Linked DNA regions of Homo sapiens: region 2 is linked to region 1. The links are chromatin contacts, found by Hi-C or POLR2A ChIA-PET in ENCODE. All regions are on one chromosome and are shown on one strand. Each heading gives the region's core, a stretch centred on a gene start or an enhancer-like site at or near the end of the contact. The rest is flanking DNA. Distances are from core to core; before and after follow the strand shown.

Region 1 (6,235 bases), core at 445-2,944:
ATCAGTCATTTTATCTTTTATATAATCCTATTTTCTCAAGTTCCGGCTTTTAGTTTCTCTCTTTTTTAAAAATTGTTGTTAGGGGTGGTAGGAGAGGGTAAAAGTACCCTGAAACTGTTGGCCCCAAATGTGAACAGTACCACTAACAGGTAGTAATAGAAATAGAAAACGGGAGATTTCAAATAAAATAACAAACATGCACTCTCAAACTCCCAGAGGGGACAAAAGAAAACAAAACAAGAACACAAAAACTTGGGCTGTTCCAGTACATCCTCAAGGGTGGGAGCTGAAGGTGCGAGCTCCAGAGAGGAGCCGCGGCCTCCGCCCTCCCCCGCCCGCAGGTGGCTCCCGGCGAGCGCCTCAGACAACAATAGCTAGGATGAGCTTGGCCTGCGTCCTTAGTTTGCTGTGTCTGCCCCTGCCAGGAAAGATTACCCATCTCCAAAGAATGACAAAATAAAGAAGCGTACGTTAGGCTCCCAAGGAGACACCGCCCCCCCTTCCCCACCATTCTTCATCTCCATTAGATTCCCTACCGCGGACCAAAGATGAACCTGCTACCAATCAAGTTCCTGCCCAAGTTATTTTATTTCCCGCAGCCCCTCCACCTGCCGGGGCGGTGCTCGGCGCACTCTAGGCTTCCCTCCGGCGACCCCCCGCGGGCTGCAGCAAAATACGGGGCGCTTCGGCGGGGCGGGGGCGGGCGGCTGCCGCGGATCCGGCCGGCTACAGCCGCAGCTTGGTGGCCTCCGATTGGCCACGACGCGGGCGGGGAGGCTCGGCGGAGGAGGGAGGCGGGGGCGAGGGCGGCGGCGGCGGCGGGAGGAATAGGAGAGGGGAGCGGGCCGCGCAGCCAGGCAGCGCGTGGGGCGAGCGCGGGGAGAGCGGCGGCGGCTCGCCCAGGTCGCGCAGCGGAGGCCGAGCGGGGTGCGCGGTCGGCGACGGAGGGCGGCGCGCGCGAGTGAGCGGCGCAGGGCGAGGACCGGCGGGCGGGTGCCGGTGCGCGGGCAGCAGGGGCGGCTGCGGCAGCAGCTGCGCGGGACGGAGCCGCGGCGGGAGAGACCGCGCCGGCCCCTCGCCTCACCCCCTTGCGGCCGAGGCCGGAGAACAGTCTCCAACTCGCCGGGGGACCGGAAAGAGGAGCCGAGAAGCGCCCCTCGGCCCCCACGCAGCGGAGGCGCGGAGTGGCGGGACTGCTGCTCTTTGTGGGTGCAGCACGCACGACCCGGAGCGCCCTCCCCGCGGCGCTGTCCCCGGCGTCTTCGTCGCGCCGAGCGGCCCTGGAGCGGGGACCCGGAGGAAGCAAAACCACGAGCCCGAAACCTCGCGTGGCGGAGCTCTTGGGGAGCGCCATCCGCTCCACTTCCACCTCCACATCCTCCACCGGCCAAGGTCCCCGCCGCTGCATCCCTCGCGGCTTCCGCTGCGCTCCGGGCCGGAGCCGAGCCGCCTGCGCTGCCACAGCAGCCGCCTCCACACACTCGCAGACGCTCACACGCTCTCCCTCCCTGTTCCCCCGCCCCCTCCCCAGCTCCTTGATCTCTGGGTCTGTTTTATTACTCCTGGTGCGAGTCCCGCGGACTCCGCGGCCCGCTATTTGTCATCAGCTCGCTCTCCATTGGCGGGGAGCGGAGAGCAGCGAAGAAGGGGGTGGGGAGGGGAGGGGAAGGGAAGGGGGTGGAAACTGCCTGGAGCCGTTTCTCCGCGCCGCTGTTGGTGCTGCCGCTGCCTCCTCCTCCTCCGCCGCCGCCGCCGCCGCCGCCGCCTCCTCCGGCTCTTCGCTCGGCCCCTCTCCGCCTCCATGTGCCGGATAGCGGGAGCGCTGCGGACCCTGCTGCCGCTGCTGGCGGCCCTGCTTCAGGTACGCGGCGGTCCCCGCGGGCCGGGCCACGGGCGGGGTGGGGCGGGCGGCGCCGGGTCCCTTTGTTCCCCGCGCCGCTGCGGGGCCGGGCTGCGCACCCGGGAAGGGAGGTGCCACGCCGCGCCGCGCCGCGCCGCGCGGCCGGTAGCTGCGCAGGCATCGGGCTCCGTCCGGGCGCCGGGGCAGGGTTGCCGGGGCCAGTAGGTCTCTCGCGCCTTTCCTGGCGGGGCTCTAGGGGCTGGATTGCGGGTCCCCTCTGCTCCTTCTTCGGGGCCGAGCAAGCTCGCGGGGGGTGTCCCCAGGCAGCAGGAGGGTGAGGCAGGATAACTCCCAGGTTTTGCAGTTTTCTGTGCCTTTCGCCCCTCGCATAGTACTTTGCTCCAATTTTTTTGTTTATTTCTGCAGGGATGGGTCGCGAGTTTACAGTAGGAATTCTCACTCTGGTGTCTTAGTTACGGGACTTGCCTCCACCTTACCCCACCCTGCACCCGTGCGCCTCCCGGTGCTCAAGGGCTCTACTGTCCTATTGTCTTTATCCCAGTCTGGAGTTGCCTCCTTTTCTTCTTCTCTTGCCCTCACAATATTCTGTGTTCGTCCCACCTGGAAAGAAAATCTGGCCCTCTTGCCCGGAGGAGTCTCTGCCGGTCAGCGCCTGCCTGTAGAACGAGTCTGGCCTCTCACGCCTAGTATCTCCCCCGGGCGAGAAGTTCCGTTACGCGGCTGCTCCTTTCTCTGTCCGGCTGCCTGTGCCCTATATGCGCCCCGGGGGCGCCTTTGCCTGGAGCCTTCCGTACTTTTCATACCCTCGGGAGAGAGCCAGCGAGCCTTTTCATTTAATCTCTACTAAGAGGCTCCTCCGCGGCAGGAAGCACCTGCTCCAGTCCGGGCGCAGGTTCCCTCGCCACTGCACGCTGCGGGTTCCCAGCCCGGGGGCAGCCCAACTTTCCGCCGCCTCCAACCCGAGGATGCCCCCAGGCTCCTCCCGACCAGCCAGCCCAGGCCTGGAGGCCACTTCACACAGCCTCGGCCGGGACCCTCTAGCTGGGCGGGTGCAGTGCCCTGGTCCCAAGTCGGTCTCCGCCTGCCGTGGGGTCCCTCGAAGGTTGCGGGAAAGGGGCGTGCCCACCCTCGCCGCGGGGCAGGAAAATCCACGGAGGGTCCCCCTGCCTGTCGCCCTCGGGGCAAGGGGAGAGGTGCTCTACTGCCAGCTGGCAGCCCCGAAAAGTGCGGACGCAGCTCGGAAGTGCCTGCTCCGGGGGTGGAGACAGGTGGTGTGGATTACCCCGCTCCGTGGTCTTCACGGGTCAGGGCCTGGCGCGCTCCGGCCCGCCGGGGGGTGAGTGCTGCTGGGGCGGGGGCAGGGGCTGGACGGGGCTGGCCTCCGCAGTCTCTCGCGCTTTCTCCCGCAACCCCTAGACGGTCGTGGGCCGCCGCCGCGCGGAGCCCTGTCCATGGTGCGCCATGGTGCGGCACGCCTGTCCCTGCCCGGCTCCACGCTCTCCTCCCGGGTCGTGCTCTCTCACTTTGTCTCTCCCCACCCCTGCCTCCCAGGCCAGGGTCCCAGCGTTCCTTTTCCCTTTCTTGGATTTCTTCTTTTGTTCTTTAGTCTCCTACCGGTCTTTCTCCCTTCCCCCACTCGCCATCCGCCACTCGGCTCTCTCCTGACTCGGGGATTTCAGAACTATTAGACTAGACATTTTTGGCCTTTGCAGTTTTGGAGAGTGGATGGAATTCCTTCTAACTTGGGGGAGGAGACCTGCCAGTCACTTGCTAACAAAAGTACCTCCTGTTATAAAACCGCCCTTTATTCTCCCAGCGCACACTCCTCATTCTTTGACCTCCTGTCACTTCATTTATTGTTTCTTCTTTAAAAATGGGGTTTATTAAAGAGGTTAGGCTGAAGGAGGAAGAAGGAAAAAAGTCCTGCTTCTAAAGTATTTGAAGTTAAATGGAAGGCAAGACAAACTTAAAGACTCCTGTGTATTAGGATTTTTTTTTAACAAAGGAGATGTGATACATTTTTTACAAATCTTACTTTAAAAACACTAATTTTTGGACAGCATTGGGTCGTCTTATTTACAGACAGTAAATCCTCAGTGTGAATCCAGCAGCAGATGGTTATTTTCACAAACTTTTTCATCTAAAAGTGAGTTTTAATTGAATACTGTGCAGCGAAGTTAGGACACGAAGAGACATTTGTTGGTCATGAATACTGTGGGAAATCTATGTGTGTTACAAGTGGAGCACTCTCATTTTCTGTTTTAGTCATCTGCCTTGAAGTCAGGTGTGAATTTTCTGTCAGTTTTTTCTTAAGTGTTTCTAAAAATATCGTTTATAAGCATTAAATAATGTGCTTTTCCATTGTATGTTCTTTCTCAGTTTCTTCTATACCAATGTTGACTTTTTTAAACCTTCAGGAAAGGAGAAATTATAACTTTCTCATCAAGTTATTTGGCAGTCCTCTAATTCATGAGTACAAGTCAAGCAGTAACATTGAATGATTTGAAAGGTCATTAGGAGTGGAAGCAGAGCAGTTTACGCAACATGAGTTTTAGGGTTAAGTGCACCATGTGGATTGTACAACTGAGATTAGAAATGACTTTGTGCTAATGGTCTGCTTTACACGCCCGAACAACAAAGCTCTATCTGCAAGGTGAAAGTGGCTGTCCTGCAGTCAGCTGCTATTAACAGTCTAGGTTTTTTTTTTCTTTTTTTTTTAAATTCCAGACTAAGCAGCCGATAGTTTTAGAAAAGAGAATATGTAGGTTATTAGTGCAGATACGGAGCACCCTTGTTTTTTTACAAGCTAAATATAATTGAATATTCAAAGGACTCTGTGCCTTGAATTGTTAACTGAAGTGTCTGTGTACCTTATTTTACTTAGAGAAATTACTAGTTTAGTTAGTCTTGTTATGTAGATTTACATAATTCTAGTCAATCTTGCATGTTATGATGTTCAACATCAAGATTTTCTTTAGTCTTATTTTAAGATGTTAGCCTTTTTTATATTAAAAAATCCGAATTTGAGCATTCAGCTTACCTGATAAAAGTATAAAATATTATATCACAAAGTTATAACTAGCTTTCCTTTTAAATAATACAAGTGACTTTCAAATCTTTACATAGGTTTATTGTTAAGAAAAAAAATCAATGTTGCTTTTACCATTGACCTAGTTAATTAATATATTAGAAACCTGTGTTGTTTTTCTAGTTCACATCTTAATTGCATAACCCCATTGTTCTAATTTAAATACGTTTGTATGGGTTATGGGGCATCTAGGACAGTATTTTAATGTTCATAGAAATTCATTTCTAAGACTTAACAGATCCTGGTTTCAACCCTGCGTGAGGACCTTGGAAAAACGATGGATAAACCTTATGTGTTTTTCACCTATTAGGTACAGATTTTAAAGAAATTAATATTCAACATATGAAGTATACATAAAAAGAAGCAGCTTTGTTCTAGAATGTGGCAAGGATTCAGCAGTGATTTTAAGTGTAAATCGTGTTTATTCTCAGTATTTATTTGATTTTCATGTGCTTTTGAAACATAAGTTCTTGTGAAAATAAGAAGAGTTAACTTGGTGTTCAGAGTTTACTTACTAGACACAGTTATGTATATTTCTTTGCTTTTCTTAACTTGAGGCATGCGGTCATTACTAATAGGTGAAAGGTTACAAACATACTAGGTGTAATTTGAAAAACAGTATTTTATGTATCCTCACTTGTTTTTAAAACACTATATATTAAACCATAGGTACTTTCTGACTTTTATACTTTCATCAAAGTCTGCCCTAACCTTCTAAAAGTTCAGACTGAGATTTTACAAGGAAATACTTTTTAGATATTTCTTGCTTTTTACATGTAGAGACTAAAATCTTTCTGGAGCAGATTATTTTCATGATGGTATAGAGCACCAAACTGTCCTTAATTTTCTTTTTCATTAACAATTTCAATTCTTAAATCTGTTGTGCCTCATTAAGCTTTAGGGTTATTAATAGGGAAATGTCAAGACTTAAAGCAACAGTTAATCTTGCTTTAAATCCTATTTTTTTTAATCCTAAGTGATTAAAATCCCCATCTTCTTTTCAAGGGGTTATTATGAAGTTAGAAGAGTGATTTTTAAAAATCAGAGCTGTTATTTAAGAAGTGTTGTGTTCGTATATACACTACCATTTTTCCCAGGTTAACATTCAGATTTGTTCTTTTGGCTCAAATACAAAAAAGTAATCAAGTTTAGGCACTGCTTAGATTTGGTGGTGGTTTTTGTCAGCCATTTAAAAATGTGATAGATTTTTAAATTTGGATTTTGTCATCTGAATAAGTATTTCGCTCTGACAGCAGTATACTTGCTAGAACCTAAGTATTTTCAAG
Region 2 (6,416 bases), core at 1,864-4,363, 90 kb after region 1:
AGCTAAAGGAGAATTGTCATCTGTGGAGGGAAGGGTATGGGTAACACCTGAGCAGATGCTTGTGGACGCTGCCTGGGGGGAAGAAGCTGTAGTCCTCAGTGTTCTCGCTAGCCAGTGGTATGACCTTGGAAGATAGTGCAGTCATTTCTGGCCCTCATTTGTGCTGCAATGAGGACATGAAGGAGATGGGTGAGATTTTTGCCTTTATTGCCTTTTAAAGGCCCTTGGAATTATTGTCCAATACACAAATCCATACGTCAGCCAATGCCACACATTTGTCACTGTGAGACAAATTAATTTAGATGTTATTGAGATTACTGTAATAGACATGTATTTAAAAGCGTAGTGAATTCAAAGTAGTTTATAGGCATTGTCTTAGTCAACAGATGCAAAAAAGAACAATTACTAATATGTGGGGTCCACATAGCTCTGTGTTTGTGTATAATTCTGTTTTGTTTATAAATTAAAAATTGATACTTATATTCAGAAAGGAAAGGAACCACCAGACTAATTGATCTCCAAGTTCTTTGACATCTGTGGCATCCAATAATTTTTTGTAGTTATGCTAACTACACTTTAGTTTCTCATCAGTGAAACCTCATAGATTTACTAAGGATGTAATAAAACAGTTTATAAGAGCATAATTCACGTGGATATGGAAGATTCTGTCAGGTGAATATGGATCTGAAGTGTGGAGAGCTCTATCAGGACAGGAATCGGGCTCTGTCCTGTTTACCTCTGTATTCCTGGCACTGTTCACATACCCAGGGTAGCAGGTGTCCATTAAATATTTATTGCTAAATGCATCTCTTGGAATAAGACCTGGTAAAGAGTACTAATTATGAATTTGGCTAACCTTACTTTCTTTAATCTTGTTTTAAGAAAACCAGTTACAGGTTGGACCAATTAGGAAATGCATAAATTAGATATAACCATTTGCTTTAGAAAAGATTATTGGACTTGAACAAAATTGCAATTGAAATTGCTTTAAATTACTTAAATAATTCAAGGACACTTAAAATGTAACTCTATTTACAGACTATCAATTTATATGCAATTTTTTGTTAAAAAAATGATTATGGAAACTAGATAACCCGTATGTATAGTAAGGCATAATAACCCTTTAAAAATTTCCTTCTAGGAAACACTACTGACTGTAATGATTAAAATGTGAAGATTTTATAATTATAATGTGAAGAAATATATGTGATTGGTTATTATAAGTTGTGACTGAATATTGTTGTTTGATTTTTCTGTTGTAGTTATTATATAGAAGGAATTTCATTGTATTTATCACTCTTTTATTTGAGGTCCTAAAATCTTTTTTCTAGAAAATTATCATTTGATGGTGTCCTCATCTGGTAGAGAGTCAAAGATCTAGGTTTGGCATTTAGGTTTTTCTGAAGTTTCTGTATATTGGTTCTTTATTATAAGCAGGCTTTTCCAGTGTGCTAGAGTTGAATGACATGTAAAGGAGACGTACTCTTGATGAGCTCTGTTCCTCCTCTCTTTTCTGTTATACTTCTATTCAGTTATGAGAAAGAGCAAATGAATGAAACTAAATCACAGTGTGTAGGCTTTTGTTTCCAAAGCTCTTTAAGAGTGGCTATTTTGTAAATTATACTAAAGTGTAATAATCTAGATATTAATATTTTTTCAAGTCAGATTTGTTTCCCCTTGAATTGGCACTGTAGTCTTTTTGTGACACCCAGCGTAGAATTTGTATTTTCTCTCCTGATATGCAATATCTGCCTCCACTCATTTCACACTTTGGCTTCTTTGTATGGTGTCTATCTTTTGCTATGCATAGAAGGCCCCCAGTTTAGCAACACTTGACTTGCTGGGAAGGTGGCTGTCAGGGAACATGCCCGCCCCCTTAGGAACCCTTTAAAACCCCTGCAGGTGCTGTGCTAGAAACCCTCTTCCTCTGTCCACCTCCTTTGGGAGGTGCCTAGCTCACCAGATGCCTCTCGGACAGACTTACATAGGCCCCAGGACATTTCCTCCCCATCACCTTCAGGGTCTGAAAGCCTTCAAGCACATGAGGCTGAAAGGCAAGATTGCAAGATTCCTTGTGCTGTTAATTCACTCTGCTCTAATTTAGAAAGGGTATCTGAGCTAACTTGGAGACATCCAAATGATTTTCAATTTAATTCGAATGAAAAAAATTATGGTTCAAGTGTCAGATTGATAAATTAACATTAAAACTCATTTGCGTGTTCAGGGCTTACGTATGTTTTATTTCTCACATTAGATTTTGAGTATCAAGGGGCAAAGACTATGTCTACAGTGATTTTTGTTTATATCTTCAAAAATGTAGTTGACTTTATGAGTATCAATATATTCCTTCCCCAAGAAAAGTAGAAAAAGAAATTATACTTTAATCTGATGTGAAACAGCCTCCTTTTTCTTTACCCTGTTTTTGTCAATGTAGTGTTATAAATTAGTTGCTTCTCACCCATTAAGCCTGATTAATCAAGGTAGTATTTAATTTTCTCTGACTTACTGTCTGGTTTAATATTTTCACCAAGCAGCCTAGTTACTGAAGGGTCATCTTTCCATTTGACAAATCAAGTGTATCTATTGAGGAGCTTGTCTGTGTAAATTTCACATTCACTCCCTCTTTGAGGGGGAGGAAAAAAATGAGGCGGGAGAGAGTAAAAAACCGAGTATCTGTAGTGTGGTTTGCCTGTCCTTTATAATACAGCTATAATTTCTTGGTCCCAGGGCTCCCATCATGAAAGTTTGGTCAGCCTTATTTTTTGTTTTGTTTTGTTTTGTTTTGTTTTGTTTTTTATTTTCATTCATTCTTTTTTTGTTTTGTTTTGTTTTTCTTTTGAGTGGCTGAGCCTCTGAAATTTGGAGCATTGGTGAATATGTGTGTCAGTAGAACATGATGACAAGTGATATTGCCACAGTATTTTTAATATAACAATATCCTATCAAAGGAATACACATTTGGATTTTGAAGTGTGGAGACAAGGGTTATTTTTTTTTCTTCTTAACCCAATGTAATAAAAAGCTTGGTTGAAGACTGTCCCAGGAGTAAAAACCCAGTTTATCTAACTGGTGTCATTTCAGGACGGCACGATGCCAGTGGAGTTCAGCCTCTGCAGTTTGTTTGTGTTGGCATGCCGTCATGTATAGAGGGCATTTTAAAATGCTCTGGCATAAGAGAGGAAGAAGATGCTTCAAGTATTTTAACCTGGTTACTGCTCCCGTTAGAACATGTGCTTTTGCTTTCTTTAGGCGGGCTTATTGTGTTTACATCTTTGTCCCTCATCATGGTGTGGGGAGAACCGCTTTATGCTTTATCATGCTTCTCTTCACACAGATGCACAGCCCTTTGTGTGTTTTGCATCAAACTTGTCTTTCATCCTGCCTTTTGTATCTTTCTCAAGGAAATTGATCTCATAAAGAATGCTATCAAATTCATCAACAGGCAAAAGATAGCATTTCAAAGTATAAGTAAGAGACATGAAAAGGATGCAGTCGTAAGCTTGGCTGTCTCAACAGAGCTGCTTAGCAGAAAATATTAAATTCAGCCTGCCTGCCATTCAGTCACTCTGGGCATAACTAGCCAAAGAATTTCACAATGTGGATAACCTCCAGCCCTCTGACTGTATGCAAAGTAGGAGGCCTGAATGAGAGCATTGTGTTATAAAACCTTAAACTGGAGCAAGACTTAAAAAGCCCAATCTCTCTGGTTATTTTGGACATTCAAATGCTGTCTAAGAGAAAAGAACTCATTATGACTCAGTTCCGTTAATTAGACGTAAATTACCATCTTTTGTCTGATACAAAAGAAGGTAAAGGGAACTCTGCAAGACCAGAGGATACTGAAATTCTAATGAGATGAGAGCATAGGCTGAAACTGAGTGAAAACAAGAAGCCATTCAACTAGAGGCAAGCCCCTAGTGTGTCTTGTGTGTGAGCAAAAAGCAAAAACATACATTTGTAATTGTCCAGATTCATATATTATTTAGAACCATGGTCAGTGTCCCCAGAGAGCTCATAGGGTCCTGATTTTTGACAGGATATGATGCTGACCCACACAGAAGGAAATAGTCTCTTTTCCCGAGTACACTCTGAAGATTTTTGTTAGGTACACAGTCTTTCTCAGTGGGAGACCGTAGTGTGATTGAATGATAAATAAATGGACCTTTTACTTAAAAACAATGAAGGCTTAATAAATAAAGGAAATTAGCAAAGTTTGACCGAGAGATTTACGGAACTATACAGTAGTAGAGGAAATGTTTAAGCATAACAATAACTGAATAACTATAGAGTTCTAATGTTGGAAAGGACTATAGGGTAGTTATAACACTGGAAAGCCACTTCTTTAGGATAATAAAATAGTATAATAATCCTGTTAATCCCTTCTTTAGAACAGTATAAACACATTTTCTTAATTGTATCAACTTCTCAATTGCAAACTAGGTTGTTCCAGAGTGAATTTAGCTGTACTGTTGCTGCTTGCTAGAAGGTTGACGTTCTCCCTTGTGTTAGGCGAAAATTAACATGGTCTCAAAGGTCTTGTATTCTGGTCACTAAATGTCATTCCTTTTAAAAACAAGTTTATAATACAGTGGTGAGCATGATTCCAGATGGATAATATTTTTATTCTCCTTTAGAGAAGATGGGTACAGTGGTAGTTAATAACCTGTGTCCTGTGGCGTTATCATGTGATTAGTTCACATGACCTAAATACTAATTTTGTAGGAAATTATAATATTGAAAGTAATTAATCATTTCATTCATTCAGCACATTAAGTACTTACTAAGTCCCAAACACAGTGTTTTGCACTAGGGATTCAAGGATTACCGTGACTCTAGGGTTGAGAATAGGAATATAGAGTATGGGACCAGATTGAGAACAAAGTTGAAGATTTCCATCCGATGTGTGACTTTGAGATGCTTATGGACATGACAATGTCAGTCAGTACAAAGTAGGTATTTAAACATGATTTTCTGAAGATGGAGGTTGAATCTTGGCTAGAAGGTGCAGATGTAGCAGTCAACAGTGGGGAGTTGTTTGTTGATACTATGTGGTAGTGGTTGCAACCATACAAGGTGAATGAGAAGAGCCATGATATGGGAATGATGCCTTGGACAGTTAAGATTTGAGGGGCAGGATGGAAATGAGGATACTGAGGTGGAAAATCACGCGTGTGCAGAGGAGCAGGTGAACAAGTAGAATGCAGTGCTTGCGGTCCTGTGCTTGCTAGCTAGGGAAGTGTCTTTTCTCAATATATTTGAGTTGGAGGAGATAGAGAGAGTGTGTGTTTGTGGAAGTGTAAGAGAAAAGAGACGGAGAAAGAGACTGCTAAGTAGAGCTGCGAACACTAAGATAAGGCCGGTGGCGGGAGGAATGACCCATTTTTTAAGTTTATGGCTGTGTACAAGGAAAGCTTAAAGAGAAAAATTGAAAAAAGGAAAGGACTGAGGATAATCTGTCTCTCTAGAGGAAGTCAGGGTCAAGAACTCAATTGGGAAGTAAGTCTCCAACAGGAGGAGGAGTTCAGAGTTAGGGATGGGTGTGGCTGTCTATACGTATAATATATTTTAGATAGAAGAGTAGAGTGGGGAATTCAGCTTTGACCAGGGCTGGTGGCCTTCATCTTTTCAGGAGAGCAGGAGATAAATCACCTGTGAGTTGGTCCAGAGCCTAGTGATGATCTAGAATAGTCTCTGAGGGAATTGAGAAAGAGCTGTACCAAGGATAGCTAAAAAAGTTCATTGTTACTGGTTACCAGATTAGGATTTAAGTCATGGATTGGAGGAGAAGCACAGCACAATTTTCCCCCAGAAGTTTTCAGCTTCCTGCATCTGAATGAGAGATCGTGCTTTGCTGTATTGATCCCAAGTTTAGGATTTTGCTGGGTGGATGAGGTTGAAGGAACAGGTCAAAGTGGAAGAAACAGTTGTTTAGCTGGCCCATAAGCTGGTAAGAGCAGTCTGGTACTTTTGATATTTTATGCTGTGTGTGTGTGTGTGTATCCTTTTTTTTTTATTTTGCACTGCATGTTACTTCCAAGTACTATTCCCTTTCTTTGAAACAGTGTTAAAATTGGCTTTCTTCTGCTATGTGACTTGGAGAAACCAGGTAAAGAGGAAGATTCTCTGGCCATTTTTCAGAAGCTTGACCACAGATGAAGACAAATAAGCAACTCCTGAAATGGTGGTGACTCTTAACTATTTTTGTTATTTTGTACTATTTTGTACTGTTGTATATTCTCATAAAAACAAAATAGCAAAGAAACAATAACATGAAATAAGGAAATCCCTTCCCTGCTGTGTTAGAGTTCAGTGACATTTTTAGAGGCTCTGCCCTGTTGGATTTTTCCTCAGTATTGCTTGCGAGTTCTCAGGCAAAATAAAAGTGATACGCACTGCCTGAGTGATTATTTCTAAAA

What was found. Hi-C counts contacts between places; a loop is a spot of excess contacts on that map. ChIA-PET counts read pairs that join two places held with the same protein, here RNA polymerase II (POLR2A). Pooled maps may share reads with other maps.
Region 2: a map of dorsolateral prefrontal cortex shows a loop between it and region 1 (7-fold over the local background). The contact joins the enhancer-like site here to the promoter of CDH2 in region 1. A Hi-C loop is called at or near these places in 7 of 168 maps with a recorded cell type or tissue (Caco-2, HepG2, dorsolateral prefrontal cortex and 2 more), 1 of 37 single-sample maps with no recorded cell type and 5 of 50 pooled maps. POLR2A ChIA-PET finds 5 or more read pairs at or near these places in 5 of 52 experiments (BJ, HEK293, HEK293T and 2 more).

The regions. Positions count from the first base shown.
Region 1 is chr18:28,172,589-28,178,823 of GRCh38, reverse strand. It overlaps CDH2 (cadherin 2), which reads left to right and starts at 1,694. Exons shown (of 16, transcript NM_001792.5): 1 at 1,694-1,861. The coding sequence starts at 1,802.
Region 2 is chr18:28,084,173-28,090,588 of GRCh38, reverse strand. The region is part of intron 2 of CDH2 (cadherin 2); the gene reads left to right. Among named protein-coding and RNA genes, the nearest start is that of CDH2, 90 kb to the left of the region's middle. RefSeq lists an enhancer at 1,697-6,416. Within about 2 kb of position 3,113, at least 4 of the 41 ENCODE cell types and tissues checked have a DNase peak (open chromatin) inside an H3K27ac peak, as active enhancers do; they include dorsolateral prefrontal cortex, where a contact is called at or near this core.